2 separate regions of the Mus musculus genome follow, and region 2 is linked to region 1. Evidence: chromatin loops called from intact Hi-C (ENCODE). Cell type or tissue: left cerebral cortex. All regions are shown on one strand. Links, peaks and the distances in the headings refer to the core of each region. The heading gives the core; the rest is flanking DNA. Region 1 holds the start of Pramel27 (PRAME like 27). Region 2 holds the start of Oog3 (oogenesin 3).

The links. Peaks named below come from ENCODE experiments on the same cell type or tissue, not always from the same donor. Only the 100,000 strongest peaks of a DNase experiment are listed, where the experiment ranks them.
Region 2: it touches region 1 in a loop (6-fold over the local background); 4 of 42 quality-filtered maps call a loop at or near these places.

Annotation. Positions count from the first base shown.
Region 1 is chr4:143,838,633-143,846,973 of GRCm38, reverse strand. Pramel27 (PRAME like 27) reads right to left here and starts at 477. Exons shown (of 4, transcript NM_177571.3): 1 at 406-477. The coding sequence starts at 435. In left cerebral cortex, for the core only: no CTCF peak of the experiment used is centred there; no DNase peak of the experiment used is centred there.
Region 2 is chr4:144,157,687-144,166,027 of GRCm38, reverse strand. Oog3 (oogenesin 3) reads left to right here and starts at 3,377. Exons shown (of 4, transcript NM_201258.2): 1 at 3,377-3,451; 2 at 5,510-5,823; 3 at 6,346-6,927; 4 at 7,590-8,341. The coding sequence starts at 3,422. The coding sequence ends at 8,166. In left cerebral cortex, for the core only: no CTCF peak of the experiment used is centred there; no DNase peak of the experiment used is centred there.

The sequences.
Region 1 (8,341 bases), core at 57-8,056:
CAGGGAGAGGGAGAGGGAGAGGGAGAGGGAGAGGGAGAGGGAGAGGGAGAGGGAGAGGGAGAGGGAGAGGGAGAGGGAGAGGGAGAGAGAGAGAGAGAGAGAGAGAGAGAGAGAGAGAGAGAGAGAGAGAGAGAGAACTAGCAAGTAAAAAATTATGTGAACAAAATTTCAAGTGAGGGCCAGGCTTTGGTGGTGCACACCTTTAATCCCAGCACTTGTGAGGCAGAGGGAGGCAGATTTCTGAGTTCGAGGCCAGCTTGGTCTACAAAGTGAGTTCCACGAGAGCCAAGGCTATACAGAGAAACCCTGTCTCAAAAAACAAAACAAAACAAAAAATTTCAAGTGAGGGCAAGGCTAGACTAGGTTCTATCAGATGAGGTATCCTTATGGAGCTGAAAGACTTACTTGATCTGGACACTGCTGACAGATCACCATAATCAGACAGAGTTAGGTTGTGACTCCAAGCTCCAAGAGACTGAGACTACCTCTACCTGTATGACCCTTTATATAACTTCCAGGTGAAGTCCCCCTTTGTGGCCACACCCCCCCAAGCCAAAGTATGCCTCTGATTTAAAAACTGAGTCTCCAACCACTTGCTCATATTCAGATTTGAATGTTGTAGATAATTTGGATCAGATCTGTACTCAGGAAGAATCTTTGTCCAGAATGATAGTCAAGAACTTATTTATTGAAGCCAAGTGATTGAGCTTGATGCCTTTGATAACATCAATTGCAAAGCAGAGGCAGGTAGATCTCTGAGTTCAAGATCACTCTTGTCTCCAAGCATATGGCACTAACCAATCACATCCTGACTATAAATTTAGGTCAACCGCAAGGACTTCTGTTTTCTGACCACACAACTGCTAGTGTTAGGCCTGTGAGCATCACCATGGACATGATTCAGGGTATGTAAGGGAACCACATAAATGGCTGTATCAGGCCAACATGGTTCATATAGAAAGGTATCTTGCATCCTCAATAAGCACTCACCCTTATCCAGTCCCTTTGCAGTGATTCCTGTGTTTCCCCCTCCATGTTCTAGCACTTTTCTCCTGTGTAGGCTTTGCAAACATTCATTTGAATTTGATTCCTTCTTCTTTGATTTCTGACACTGGGTCTCGCCACACAGCCCAGATTTGTCTTAAAGTCTAGAGCATCCTGTCTCAGTGTACAAATTTCACAGCTACCCACAGCAAGAAAGAGAGAGCAGAAAGGAGAGGAGGGAGAGCAATGCAAGCTGAAGATATTCACTGACAAGTCTATCTCAGATTCACATGGCTCCAGAGCTGCCAGAGGAACTTACATATCTTGGTTCACTTTTAAATTTTAGACAGTCTGGATGGGCAGCCAGGTGGTCACTAGTTAACAGACCTTCTACATGATTCTCCAAATTAGTGTAATAAAGCACAATGTCCACAGGACCTTGTAATAACTTCAAAAGTAAAGACAAATGCCATACATTTCAGAGATTCTCTTCACTCAGTCCATGGAAGACTCAATCTGTGGAAAGCAGAACCTATGTTGTTGGGCATACCACAGTAGTACTGCCTTTTTTAACGGCCTGTCTTTTTGCCATGACAAGAAGCTGGTCACATTGGCTTCTCCTGAATAACCTTTCCAAAGGGAAATGAGAGTCAAAGAAGCAGGCTTTGGTACCTGGTGAGACAAAGGTTAATTGTATCTGGGTCGGTTCTTCTGGGAGCTCCATATCCTGAGGCTGTTGAGTGTTTGGACTTGAGACAACTAGAGAGTACTTCCATGGACCGGGCTCAGTTGGCTTCTCTCAACCTGTGGGGAATTAAGATTCCAGATAGGTGGGCAAAGAGTTGTCGAGAATTGACAAAAGGAAACAGACACAAGGGAGTGTTGAATCTGAATGTATTTTTTTTCCAAGCAACACCAGGATTTCAATACAGAAGAAAAACAAGAAGGCTAGGTGAGTACATCCCAAGGTACACTGGTTCTTAACACAAAACAAAGAAAACGTATACATAAAAAGATGGTGGGAGCCAGGCAGTATTTACAACTGTGAATAGGAACAACCCTAATTAAGATCAGCTAAACACAGGAGCCAGGTGAATGCTCTGATACAATGCTAGAATATTGTTAAACCCACCACCAGGGGATCTTTAGTAAATACATGATTATGCTATTCTTCTGGGCCTAGTGGAAAAACCTGCACGAGGGGAATTCCATTCTACTAACCCTTTCATGAATAATACTACAATCTACTTATTTCCTAGGCCAATGTATATTCCTGTGTTTGGGTGTGACTCGGCTATTGTCCTAAGTAATTACTATGCAGACTAGCCCTGAGCTTTTCTAGCTCTGTTCAAGTAAATTGTAATGCCTACTTAGTTTCACTGTCTCTATTAGAAATGAATTTGAATGTTACTGAATAGGTAACATTCTTACTGAATTCCAAGCTCAGAGTTGACTTCAAGGATTATCGAACACTGGTGTAGGCCAGGGAGTAAAATTCAACCTGATTTAAGTATTTGTAAAATCATTACTTGGAAGCAGCTATAATACAAGAAAGCACACAGATCCATACACCAGACTAACATGGCGACAGGGTTTGAGTATATGGCCTATGGGAATGCCAAGGTTCCAGGAGGCAAACTGTCCTTGAAACTCTTTGCCTCAGGACTGCTTTCAGGTTTCTAAACCTGTAATGTGAGTCATTACTGGAGTGGATGTAGCAGAGTACAACAGGGTAAACTGAGTTCTCTAGTATTGCAGATCAGGGACTCTGGGCTTCTGGTGGTTCCTGGGATGGGGGGAGGAGACTAAATTATAGCATGAATATATGGTAACTGAGTATTTTACCAGACCCCTTCTGACTCTGTGGAGATCTATAATGAGTAATGTCCAGAGCTTGTGCACACCGAGAGATTAAAGGGAGACCAAGGCAGCCCAAGACACAGGAACCAGCATCTTCATTCCAGTCCTTTTAGCAGGCAGACAAAGAGCCTGCAGCTGTAGTTCAATCCTGAAGAAATCACCAGGCTTGCCCATTGGTCTCAGGAGTGGCCACAGAAGCATCAAGCTGGCACAAGTAACTCATGAGCAGTTCTTGGCAAATTTCTCTCAATAGTGACATAATCACAAGTTGACCTCAGCATTGCTATGTAAGGCAAACCAAAACATGGGTGCTGTTAGGGAAAAATAGTGGGGAAGAGCAATCCAAAACAAAGGTCAATGCTAGTCTCCCACTGTTTGTGAGGTTACATTAACTCCTTTATCAAGTATTCTTTACTTGTCTGCTATGTCAAAGCATCCTTTCACCTGTGTGTGCTTCAGGTAAACATTCTTTCCTGTGTCTGCTCCAGCAAAACTTTTTTCACCTGGACTTGCCTCAGGAAAACAATCTTCCTAGTGTTTGCTTTAGTAAGACAACCTTTCACCTGTGTAGCCCAGCAAAACATCATTTGATATAACGAACTTCCCAAAGAAACTAGAAGTTTCCACTTAACTAGAGAGGTAGAGGCAGGAAGATCTCTGAGTTGGAGGCCAAACTTTTCTATAAAGAAAGTTCTAGGACAGCCAGCATTACCCAAATAAACTGTCAAAAGAAAGATAGAGGGAAAGAAACAAAGAAGACCACTGCCCCCCCCCAAAAAAAAAACAAAATAAAGACTACTTTTAAAATGAAAATCACTAATATTAATATTTTATCACAGATGCTCTGGTCTCCTGTGCATAAATAAAATACTGCTTAGAAATCATCTTTAATTTGATTTTAGTACACACCTCTGTATATATATACATATATATACACATTTATTCATTTACTTCTTCATTCATTATATTGCTGGGGTGATAATCTCATTCATCACACTTTAAAGTTTTCTAATTTTTAATTATGTGTATATGTGTGTCTTTAATGAGAAATGTTCACATGGATGAAACTTCCCAGAGGCCAAAGGAGTTGGGTCCCTCTCGATATAGAGTTTTAGGTGGTTGTACCTGATATGGGAACTGGAAATTTTAGTTGAGTCCTCTGAACGATCAGTCTCTGCTCTAAACACCTGAGTCACCTGTCATCTCACAAATATTAATGAAGATATAGCTTCACTCTGAAGACATGAAAGGGTTGGCAGTCTCTACTTAGACCAGATTGGCCCTGAACACAGAGATTACCCTGTCTCTGCTCCTGGAGCACCAAAATGAAAGGATCACATAGTCATGGTTGACTAAAAATGAGTTTATTTGCCCAGAAGATGTGACAACACCATTTCTACCTCTTGTTCTGATAAGTGTGAGGCAACATCTTGTCTCAAATATCATCTTGTTTTTGAAACAGGATTTAACCATGGAGTTCTGGCTTTTCTGACCTTTTTGGGTAGACCGGTCTGACCATAAACTCACAAAGATAAGCTTGCCTCAGTCTCCAAGATGCTGAGAGAAAAGGCGTGTTTGACTATGCCTAGTTCACCTCAAATTATTAACAGCCGTTCTTCAGCTTCTTGTGTGGACTCTTCTGAGACATTTTCTTTTGTTACGGAGACAAGAACACCATCTGTATAAATGACACAAATTTGAAACAGTTTTCAATGACACATAAGCCTTTGGTATGTTTGGGTCAATCAGTATGTGTCAAGAAATTGCCATGAGACTGTTTGAAACTTGAACAAATGTTGTCTCTTTGGAATATCTGCTCTCAGTGTTATTTGATTGCTTGCAGCTAAACACTACACTCTTCTTGGTCCTAAGACACTCCTGGGAAATCTAGAGTTCTTTCTTTTGATTACAGCTAGCCTTGGTCAAAAGGGACTGAGATTAGTGCAGGTTGTCTGCTCTCATGAGCAGCAAGGGTTAGATAATTTTGGTAGCTGGAACAAATATTTTGGTGTTTGAACAAATAACTACAGTGAGCTAGCTAGGTGCCAGTCTTCTAGGGGAGACTATGGCCCCTGCTCCTTTGAAAATGAAGGCTTAACATCTTGATGAGATTCCCTCTCTACTGAGGCACCTACTACCAACATCAATCAACACCATCTCCAGACTGCATGTCCAGAACTGCTGCCTCACAACAACAGGCACAAGCAATCCTCCTGCCTCAGCCCTCTTGAGCAGATAGTTAACACAGCTGAACAATGACAGAGCATATAACTCAGCTATAAATTTCTGGAAAGAATGCACAGTTGTGACAATGTATTTGTCACAAAGTCCTCAGAGGATATTTTTAGGAGATTCTGTGTTTATGTGTAGTATCAGAAATAGAGCAATGCCAATGGGACAGAAACTCAGCACTGTGTGCATCATATGTGAAGAAAACTGAGCCAGGTATGTTAGTTTACAACAGTCATTCTATCAAGTGGGATGCTGAGGCAGGAGGAGTGCTGAGAATTAGGGTTTCAGATCAACCTTAGCTACAGATGAAAACCTTGCCCAAACACAAGTTAAAAATGAGTACATAAATATTAGTTTTATGGATTAATTTATTTGATGGGCTTTTGAGTTTCAGGCTAGTTTTGGTTTTGTTGTTTTCCCAAAAGGAAATCTTTCAGTCTATGCACCATCCAATAAATTCATTGAGATTTGCACTTTTCTTTCTGTGGTGTGATGGATTATTGTGTGATATGTAAACATGAGGATTTGTTTGTTTGTTTTGAGACTAGTGATCTCTATGTTATCCCTGGCTGTCCTGGAGCTCTTCATATAGTCCAGGCTGGCCTCAAACTATATTTTAATGAATGTTTCTTTTATGAATGTGTGTGTGTCCTTGAATTTGAGGCACAGATGTTCATAACTGAGAAGTCCCCTTGGTGCATTTTTCCTTTAATGAGTAGGAAGTGCATTTCCCAGTCTCTTTTGTTTTCTTTTGGTTGAAATCCAGTGCATCATCCCATCTGGCTTCCTGTGTCAGCTTTTACTCTCTGTGTACAGGCATAGACAGGTCTGCATCCAAGCGTCATCTCTCATTTTCTTGGGAAAATTCTACTGGCTCATAGACAAGGCTTCATTGAACTCAGAAATCCTTCAGCCTCTGCCTAACAAGTACAGGGGTTAAAGCCACAACCACCTGGCCTCAAGAAATCAGTTCTTGACTATCAGTGTGGTCTAAGTTTCTTCCTGGTATAGATTTGAAAATGAGCAAGTGGGTGGAGACTCAATTATTCAATCAGAGGCTGTCTTTGCCTGGGAGGGTGTGGCTACCAAGGATCATCCAGAAAATCACGGTGTCTTGGAACCAGGAGTGAAGATTTCCCATGTCTAAATACAGAAACCTCTCACCAGTGTCTAGATCAGTAAGTCTGTCAACTCATACAGCCTAGTCTAGCCTTGTCCTCACTTCAAGTAATATATATATACATATATATGTATATGTATATATGTATGTGTATATATACATATATATATTTTTTTTTCTTTTTTGAGATGAATTCTCTCTACATAAGCCTAGCTGGCCTGAACTCACAGAGATTCCCTGTCCTTGGCCACTTGAGTGCCCCTTAACCAGAATATCTAAGTGTGTTCTCAAGTATATTTAATTATCAATTGGGTCATTGTGCTTTCTAGGAGTTGCTTTGTTTTTTGTTTTTTGAGGCAGTCTCACTAAGAATGTCAGGGTGACGTTGAATTCAAGGCCATTCTGGCTAGAATGAGAGGTGTCAGCTATTCAAGTGTCTTCACTGCAGATCTTTATGTCAATTTAAGCCTGGCATTTTTGGGTGTGCCTTTAATCCCAGTCACTCGGAGTCAGAGGCAGGGGGATATCTTGACTTTGAAGCCCAACTGATCTATATGGTGTGTTCCAAAACAGCTTGGGATATTATGGGTCTCAAAAATACAAAACAAAACAAATGAGCAAAGAAACAAATTAGAAAAACACAAGCAGTATTTGTATGTGCTGATTGATACATGGTCTGTTCTTTTCATGGAACATAGGATTTCCTCAAACTTGCAGGAAGAAGCCTGTTCCTTTTCCTTCCTTTCTTTTTTTAATTACAATTTTACTTATTCTCTTTACCTCCATCCCTCACTGTCAGCCACTCCCACAATCCTTTCCCCACGGCCCACTCTCATTCTCCTTTTAGTGGTTGGGGCTCCCCCCTGCCCCCAATAACTCACACACCCTGGCACTTCAAGTCATTGTTAGGTTACGTGTGTCCTCTCCCACTGAGACCTGACAAGACAGACCAGCTAGAAGAACAAATCCTATATACAGGCTAGAGCTTTTGTAATACTCAGCACTCCAGTTGCTTGGGACTCACTTGAAGGTCAAGCTGCACATCTACACATGAGCTGGGAAGCCTAGGTCCAGCCTGTGTATGTCATTTGTTTGGTTCCAACTCTGAGAGCCTGTTCTGGTGCCATCTGTTGCCACTGGCTACTTCCCTGAATTCTCCCTGTGCTCGTTAGCTTCATCTCCTGTTGCTACTCTGTCAGTTCTTCCTCCCCAGTCTTCTCTATTCTCACTGTGCTCTACCCACACAAATCTCAATGTCCCATCCCATGTCCAACTATTCACCACTGGCAAGTTTTTGATAGATCAAAAACCAATTGGCAACAAGGATCCTCAGCATCTGGGCATGCAGATGCAAAACATTAGTAGCAATGTCTAACACAAAACCCGTCTTAGAGAAGAGAATTGGGTGCCCTTTTCTGTTCCAGTAAGTGCCCCTTTCTGGCACTCTCAGAACAGAAGTGCTTATTGCATCATTTGTCCTTTTCCTAAGTGGAGACAGGACTCTCTTCTTTCTTTTCCAGGTAGTTGTAATGACCATTCCTGTAGTGCTATAAATGCTCTTATCAAATAGCTCTACCCTAAATATAGCCTCTGTTTTCCTGTACTGTCCCTTATATTATTTGTATTATTTGCTAAATCTAAATTTGAATGGAGTTGGTTTTTCCCAATTTTTCAGAGCAGTTGCCAACCCACTGTATATGAATATAATTATCATTATTAATTGCCCAATGAGCTAATGTTTCGTAGCCCCATTTAACAGAAAATTACATGTTCTGTCCTCCACAACTAGGGTCTTCATTTGAGGGACAGTTATATGTCTAATGGCTGGCTTAATTATTTTCTACATTCTAGATCATATATTCAAAAGACCTAAAGAAAGAGGGAACCTATATGTTTGCAGTCTCTGTGTATTTATTCCTTTTAGGTCCAAATGCTTTATGTAATAAAAAGCTGAGTGTTTGGAAATGATAGGCAATGATATTAGTAATTAGGTTCCTCTCTGTTGTAATAAAGTCCACACTGGACCATGTGCTTCAGCAGCTTGAGGCAAAACAAAAGAGAAAACCAATCCTTAGGATATTTACCCATTTGATTTTATAGGTCCTGTGGGAGTTGTCTAATGATGCATCCCTAGTCTGGGTCCTG
Region 2 (8,341 bases), core at 180-8,179, 320 kb before region 1:
TCTCAGCATCTTGGAGACTGAGGCAGGCTTATCTTTGTGAGTTTATGGCCACACTGTCTACCCAAAAAGGTCAGAAAAGCCAGAACTACATGGTTAGATTCTGTTTCAGAAACAGGATGATATTGGAGACAAGATGTTGCCTCACACTTATTACAACAAGAAGTAGAAATGGTGTTGTCACATCTTCTGGGCAAATAAACACATTCTTAGTCAAGCATGACTGTGTGATCCTTTCATTTTGGGGCTCCAGGAGCAGAGATAGGGTAATCTCTGTGTTCTTGGCCAATCTGGTCTAAGTAGAGACTCCCAAACATTCATGTCTTCAGAGTGATGCTGTCTTAGTCAGGGTTTCTATTCCTGCACAAACATCATGACCAAGAAGCAAGTTGAGGAGGAAAGGGTTTATTCAGCTTATATTTTCCACATTGCTGTTTATTACCAAAGAAAGTCAGGACTGGAACTCAAGCAGGTCAGGAAGCAGGAGCTGATGCAGAGGCCATGGAGGGATGTTCTTTACTGGCTTGCTCAGCCTGCTCTCTTATAGAACCAAGACTACCAACCCAGAGATGGTCCTACCCACAAGGGGTCTTTCCCCCCTTTATCACTAATTGAGAAAATGCCTTACAGTTGGATCTCATGGAGGCCTTTCCTCAACTGAAGCTGCTTTCTCTGTGATAACTCCAGCTGTGTCAAGTTGTCACAAAACTAGCCAGTACAGATGCTATACCTTCATTAATATTTGTGAGATGACAGGTGACTCAGGTGTTTAGAGCAGAGACTGATCATTCAGAGGATTCAACTAAAATCCCCAGTTTGCCTATGAGGTACCTCACAACCACCTAAAACTCTAAATCCAGAGGGATCCAACTCCTTTAGCCTCTGGGACGTTTCATCCATGTGAACATTTCTCATTAAAGACACACATATACATAATTAAAAATTAGAAAACTTTAAAGTGTGATAAATGAGATTATCACCCCAGCAACGTAATGAATGAAGTAAATGAATAAATGTGTGTGTGTGTGTGTGTGTGTGTGTGTGTACTAAAATCAAAATAAAGATGATTTATAAGCAGTATTTTATTTATGCACAGCAGACAAGAGCATCTGTGATTAAATATTTATAGGTGATTTTCATTTTGAAAGTATTCTTTATTTTGGATTTTTGGGGGGTCCTTCTTTGTTTCTTTCCCTCTATCTTTCTTTTGGCAGTTTATTTGGGTAATGTTGGCTGTCCTAGAACTTGCTCTGTAGAAAAGGTTGGCCTCCAACTCAGAGATCTTCCTGCATCTACCTCTCTAGTTAAGTGGAAACTTCTAGTTTCTTTGGAAAGTTCTTTATATCAAATGATGTTTTGCTGGGCTACACAGGTGAAAGGTTGTCTTACTAAAGCAAACACTAGGAAGATTGTTTTCCTGAGGCAGGCCAAGGTGGAAAAAGTTTTGCTGGAGCAGACACAGGAAAGAATGTTTACCTGAAGAAGACACAGGTGAAAGGATGCTTTGACATAGCAGACAAGTAAAGGATACTTGATAAAGGAGTTAATGTAACCCCACAAACAGTGGGAGACCAGCATTGACCTTTGTTTTGGATTGCTCTTCCCCACTATTTTTCCCTAACAGCACCCATGTTTTGGTTTGCCTTACATAGCAATGCTGAGGTCAACTTGTGATAATGCCACTACTGAGAGAAATTTGCCAAAAACTGCTCATGAGGTACCTGTGCCAGCTTGATGCTTCTGTGGCCACTCCTGAGACCAATTGGCAAGCCTGGTGATTTCTTCAGGATTGAACTACACCTTCAGGTTCCTGCCTAGTGTCTGCCTGCTAAAAGGACTGTAATGAAGATGCTGGTTCCTGTGTCTTGGGCTGCCTTGGCCTACCTTTATGCTCTCAGTGTGCACAAGCTCTGGATATTATTCAGCATGGCTGTCCACAGAGTCATAAGGGGTCTGGTAAAACATTCAGTTACCATATATCCATGCTATAATTTAGTCTCCACCATCCAGAAGCCCAGAGTCCCTGATCTGCAATACTAGAGAACTCAGTGTGCCCTGTTGTACTCTCTAGCTGTCTCAAGTCCAAACACTCATCAGTCTCAGGATATGGAGCTCCCACAAGAACCAACCCAGATACAATTAACCTTTCTCCCACCAGGTACCAGACCCCGCTCCTTTGAATATCATTTCCTTTGGAAAGGTTATTCAGGAGAAGACAATATGACCAGCTTCTTGTTATGGTAAAATGACACTAATAACCTATTAAGGCCCTCAAAAGAAGCAGTAATACTGTGTTATGCCCAACAACATGGGTTTTGCTTTCCACAGATTTTCTTCCAAGGACTGACTGAGGAAAATCTCTGAAATGTATGGCATTAGTCTTTACTTTTGAAATTATTACAAGGTCCTGTGGACACTGGGCTTTATTACACTAATTTGGAGAATCATGTAGAAGGTCTGTTAACTAGTGACCACCTGGCTGCCCATCCAGACTGTCTGAAATTTAAAAGTGAACCAAGATATGTAATTTCCTCTAGCAGCTCTGGAGCCATGTGACTATATAAGATTACCCTGAAGACTGAATCTGAGATAGAATTGCCAGTGAATAACTTCAGCTTGCATTGCTCTCCCTTCTCTCCTTTCTGCTCTCTCTTTCTTGCTGTGTGTAGCTGCGATATTTGCACACTGAGACAGCGTGCTCTATACTCTAAGACAAGTCTGGGCTGTGTGGTGAGACACAGTGTCAGAAATCAAAGAAGAAGGAATCAAACTCAAATGAATGTTTGCAAATGAATGTTTGCAAAGCCTACACAGGACAGAAGTGCTGGAATATGGAGGAGGAAACACATGAATCACTGGAAAGGGACTGGCATAAGGGTGAGTGCTTATTGAGGATGTAAGAGACCTTTCTACATGCACCATATTGCATTGATACAGCCATTTCTGTGGTTTCTTTCCATACCCTGAATCATTCCCACGGTGATACTCACAGACCTAACACTAGCAGTTGTGTGTTCGGAAAACAGAAGTCAGTGTCCTTGTGGTTGGCCAAAATTTATAGTCAAAATGAGTTTGGTCAGGGCCATATGCTTTTAGATAAGAGTGGTCTTGAACTCAGAGATCTATCTGCCTCTGCTTCGCAATTACTGTGATTAATGGCATCATGCTCAAACACTTGTCTTCAATAAACAAGTTATGGACTATTATTCTTCTTGAGTAGTGATCTGATCCAAATTATCTAAACCATCCAAATCTGAATATGAGCAAGTGGGTGGAGACTCAGTTTTTGAATCAGAGGCCTACTTTGGCTTGGGGGTGTGGCCACAAAGGGAGGCTTCAGCTGAAAATTATATAAAGGGTCATAGCAGGCAAAGAAACTCTTGGGTTCTTGGAGGTTGGAATCATAGCCTACCTCAGTCTGACTATGATGATCTGTCACCAGTGTCTAGATCAAGTAAGTCTTTCAGCTTCATAAGAATACCTCATCTGATGCAACCTAGTCTAGCCTTGACCTCATTTGAAATTTTGTTCACATAATTTCTTACTTGCTAGTTCTCCCTCTCCCCCTCCCCCTCCCCCTCCCAAGATGAGTTCTTTCAACATAACATTGCCTGGCCTGTGTCCTGGATATTCTGTATATTTTGCCTAATGCTCACTTACCAATTAGTATATACCATGCATGTCATTTTGAGTTTTGGGCTATTACAAATAAACCTGCTGTGAATATAGTGGAGCATATTTCTTTGTGGTATTGTTGGGTATCTTCTGGGTATATGCTCCAGAGTGGTATATCTGGGTCTTCAGGTATAACTGTTTCCAATTTTCTGAGAAACCACCAGATTGGTATCCATTATGGTTGCACCAGTTTGCAATTTCACCAGCAATGGAGTCATGTTCCCCTTTCTCCACATTCTCACTAGAATGTGCAGTCACTTGAGTTTTTGATCTTAGCCATTCTGATTATTCTAGGGTAGAATCTTAAGGTCGTTTGTTTTTTTGCATTTCATAATGATTAAGGATTTGAATATTTTTTAAGTGTTTCTGTGTTATTTGAGTTTCTTCTTTGGTTGAATTAGGGGAAGGATTAAAGAAGCTGAAGAGGATGACCCCCAAGTAAGATCACCTGTCTCAACTAACCTAGACACCTGGCAGCTCCTAGAGACTGAGCCAACCAGCCAGGCAGCATACACAGGCTATTCCAAAGGCCCCAGCACATACAGGGTAGAGGAATGCCTTGTCTGGTTTCAGTGGTTGAAAATGTGACTTATTCTGTAGACTTGAGGCCCTAGAAAAGGGAGATGCCGAGGATGGAGTTTAGCGGAGAAGGGGAGCACCCTCTTTGTGGAAACTGGGAAGAGGAACTGGATGAGGAACTGTAGTGGGAGTGAGCAATGGCTGGAATGTAAATTTAAAAAAAAATGCCAAACGTGAAATTCAGAGATTCTCCTGCCTTGACCATGTGAGGACTGCTTAACCAGACTACCAAAATGTGTTCTAAATTATACCTAATTATTAATTGGGTCATTTGTTTTTAGAGACAGGGTTTCTCTGTGTATCCCTGGCTGTCCTGGAACTCACTTTGTAGACCAGTATGGACTCGAACTCAGAAATCCACTTGCCTCTGCCTCCCAAGTGCTGGGATTAAAGGCATGGGCAACCATGCCAGGCACATAGTCTCTTCTTTATGGATGCTTTATAAAGAGTTACAGACCTTGCCAGTGGCTACTGAAAGATTACTGACTTTAGATTTTTCTTTCCCACTCTATTTAGCTCTGTAGTTTACAAACCTGAAACTTGGAACTTTAACAAAATATTCTCCAAAAGACCTGTATGAGTCATAATCAAAATTGATGCCAATTACTAATGATTGGGATTTCAAAGATGCTATGACTTATTCCATGCAGTGTAGCTGGATGAATAGATAATTGTGGAAAATTTGGAAACTGTTTCCTTTGCTTTTTTTTTTTTTTTTTTTTTTTGGCCCTGGAGAACTAAACACAGTCTATTCATCATCCAACAAATGGCTGAGTCTTCAGAGTTTCTGGTGATGCCTTCCCAGTGGAATATATTCACCCCAGCTCTGGCTACAATAGGATGTGGCTTTTGGGAACTAGGATACTTTGGAGATGCTTCACAACACCAGAGACAGTTAGGGCTTTAAAGCCAACACAGGCCAATCCAAGCAGTTCTGGATTAAAAATGCTATGATGGCATAGGCTGAGCAGTGATGGACCACACATTTAATCTCAGCACTTGGGAAGTACAGGCAAACAAATTTCTGTAGGATCCAGGCCAGTGTGGTCTATAAAACAAATTTCAGCACAGCTAAGGATATACGTAGTTCTGTAAAGACATTACCTAAAGGAAGAAAGAAAAAAACTGAAGGTGCTCAAATTGGTAAACTGAGTTCTGAATTCTTATCAATAGTAATCTAGCCTTCACACTTCTCTCTGTGAGCAGAAGGGATTCCTATGTTTCTTGTCATTAATGGTATTTTTCTCTGCTTCCCTAGGATGACTCTTCAGAAGAAGAAGAAGCAGTTAGTGTCTACTCCCCATCCACCCTGGTGAAACTGGCAAGACAGAGGCTACTGAGGGAGGAGGCTTTGGTCATTTCTGCTCTCAAGGGCCTGCCAAATATGCTGTTCCCAGTGATATTTGAGGAGGCCTTCATTAATGGTCATACAAAGATCTTGAAGGCCATGATACCTATGTGGCCCTTCCCATACCTTTCTGTAGGAGCACTGACAAACAACTGCAACCTGAAGACTTTGAAGGCTGTTCTTGATGGACTAGATATACTTCTTGCACAAAAGGTTCGCTCCAGGTAGGCAAGATTTGCTGGGGTTGGAGGAAGATTCTCTAAGAGGCTGAGAAGGAGCAACTAGAGACAGATAATATTTGCTTGAGTGTGGATCAGAGGGTTCTGATCATCAATTCTTTCTTCAACCCACAGTCTGGACTATTCTCTTCTGGGTGTAGAGGTTTAGAGGAGTGTAGAGGCTTGGTCTATGTCTCATATCTCTGGGAAAATAATAAATAATGTAATACACAGAAAAGAGTAGACACACCCAATGAAAAATGGGTTTACCTGCATCCCTTAAAGGTACAAGTGAAATGAGATTGGGATTAAGGGGCTTGGAATGAAGAGAAATAAGACAGGACTAAAGATGCCCCTCTTGCAAAGAATGCTATCCATTTCTTGAGCACAAGGCTCAGAGTTTGATTCTAGGCACAAGACAAAGCAAAGTTTTAGAAGAAACCGCTAAAGTGTGATATGTGGAAGAGAATCAGACTATAAGATGTGTCTTCTCTTACCTTCTAAAAATTATACTCATTTCTCCAACAGTAGGTGCAAACTCAGAGTACTCAAATGGAGAGATGAACAGCATGACTTTTGTGGGATATGGCCTGGATCCCATGAAGCTGAAGACTTACCAGAGTTAATGACACAGAAGCATCCCGTGCAGAACAACCCTGACTGTGGGGTAAAGAAAGAATTGAGGGTAACAACTGAACTCTCTGTCATGAAGGGCAGACTTGATGATTCTGCCACATACTTGTTGGAGTGGGCCCAGCAGAGAAAAGATTCCATTCACCTACTCTGCAGAAAGCTGGTAATTGAAACCTTAACCAAAGACACAGTGATAGAAATCTTCAAAATTGTAAATGCAGATTGTATACAGGAGCTGGAGCTGTATTCTCTTTGCCTAGAAGATTTGGCTTTTCTTAATCCCTACCTGAGACAGATGGACAATCTTCTTGAACTCACACTTGATCACGTCACAGATTCCCTCAGTATGGGTGATTCTGAAATGTGTGAGGAAGAAATGATCACATTGGTTTCTCAACTTCCCACATTTCCCTGTCTCCAGAAACTCTGTGTAAATGATGTCTACTTTATATATGGCAACCTGAATGAAATCCTCAGGTAAGGTAGGACTGAGGGGGTCATGTCATACACCAGATAAAACACATCTGTTTTTTTTTCTTTTGCCTTCATTTCTTTTGTTTTATTTTGTTTTGTCTTTTGAACGCTATGGAGTGCTTTATGATCTGGACACCATAAACCTAGCATTGTTAGAGACATAGCATATCTGAGCAGATGAGCCCTGTGCTAAGATATGTATTTCCAGGCATAAGCATGCCTCTTATTGCTCATGTGTGAAAGTATTTGAGTCCAGAAACAGGTTGACTAGATGAGAAATATGCAACATTATGTTTCAAGGTGAAGACAGGATTATGGACCTTGGAGGATCAAAACCTCTGAGAACTCTTAACAATAGCACAAAGAAGTTGTTCAACTTTGTTTGGGATAAGAAGTCCTTCCTATATATACCATGTTAACCTGAAATATCCATTGCTGTAGTTTCCAGCAAGGCACTGAATCATGAATATGTTGATATCTACAGGCCTCAAACTAGAATGGTCTGAGTTGAATGAGCAGATAATAGAAGGACATGTCCTGGGTGGAGGGTTGACCACAATATATACTCAGAATAGTTTGGGAGAAGTGTCATCTGCTTAGCTGTCAATTATATCAACCCTTTTCAACAACATTTGCCAAAAAGCAATCATTTCTTCTCTCCCCAGGTGCCTGAAGAAGCCATTGGTATCATTTTGCATCAGTAACTGTGAACTCTCACAGTCAGACTTGGATTGCCTGCCCTATTGCCTGAATATTTTTGAGCTAAAATGTTTGTACCTTATTGATATACCTTTAAATCATTTATGCCTTGATCCTCTCGGGTTTCTCCTTGAGAGTGTTAGACATACCCTGGAATGCTTGGAATTAAAGTCATGTGATATGGGGGAACCTCAATTCAATGCCCTGCTGCCTGCCCTAAGTCAATGTTCCCACCTCACAGATGTCAGTTTTTGGGAAAATGAACTCTCTCTGCTGTTCCTGAAACAACTTCTACAGCACACATCCAAGCTGACTCAGCTGAGCTATGAGCTGTACCCTGCCCCTCTTGAGTGCTATGATGACAGGGGTTTAATACTATCACACAGATTAGAACAATTTTGTCCCGAACTCCTGGATATACTCAGGGCCAAAAGACAGCCCAAGGATATTGCCTTTGTTACAAACCCATGTTCTAAATGTGGTAGATACTATGTTTATGATCCAAAGACCCAACGTTTCTCTTTGGAAGACACAACCCTGTAAGGTTGATTGTGGAACAGAGAAATGCAAGCTTAGTATTGGGGATCGATGAAATCTTAGTTGAATTTCCCTTGGTTAAAGGAACATGGATTTGTCAATCATGTAAAGGTCTGAGATAAACAATAAAAATGCAAGATATTCCTCTGAGCTAGTGAATGAATGTACCATCTGCAAGAAG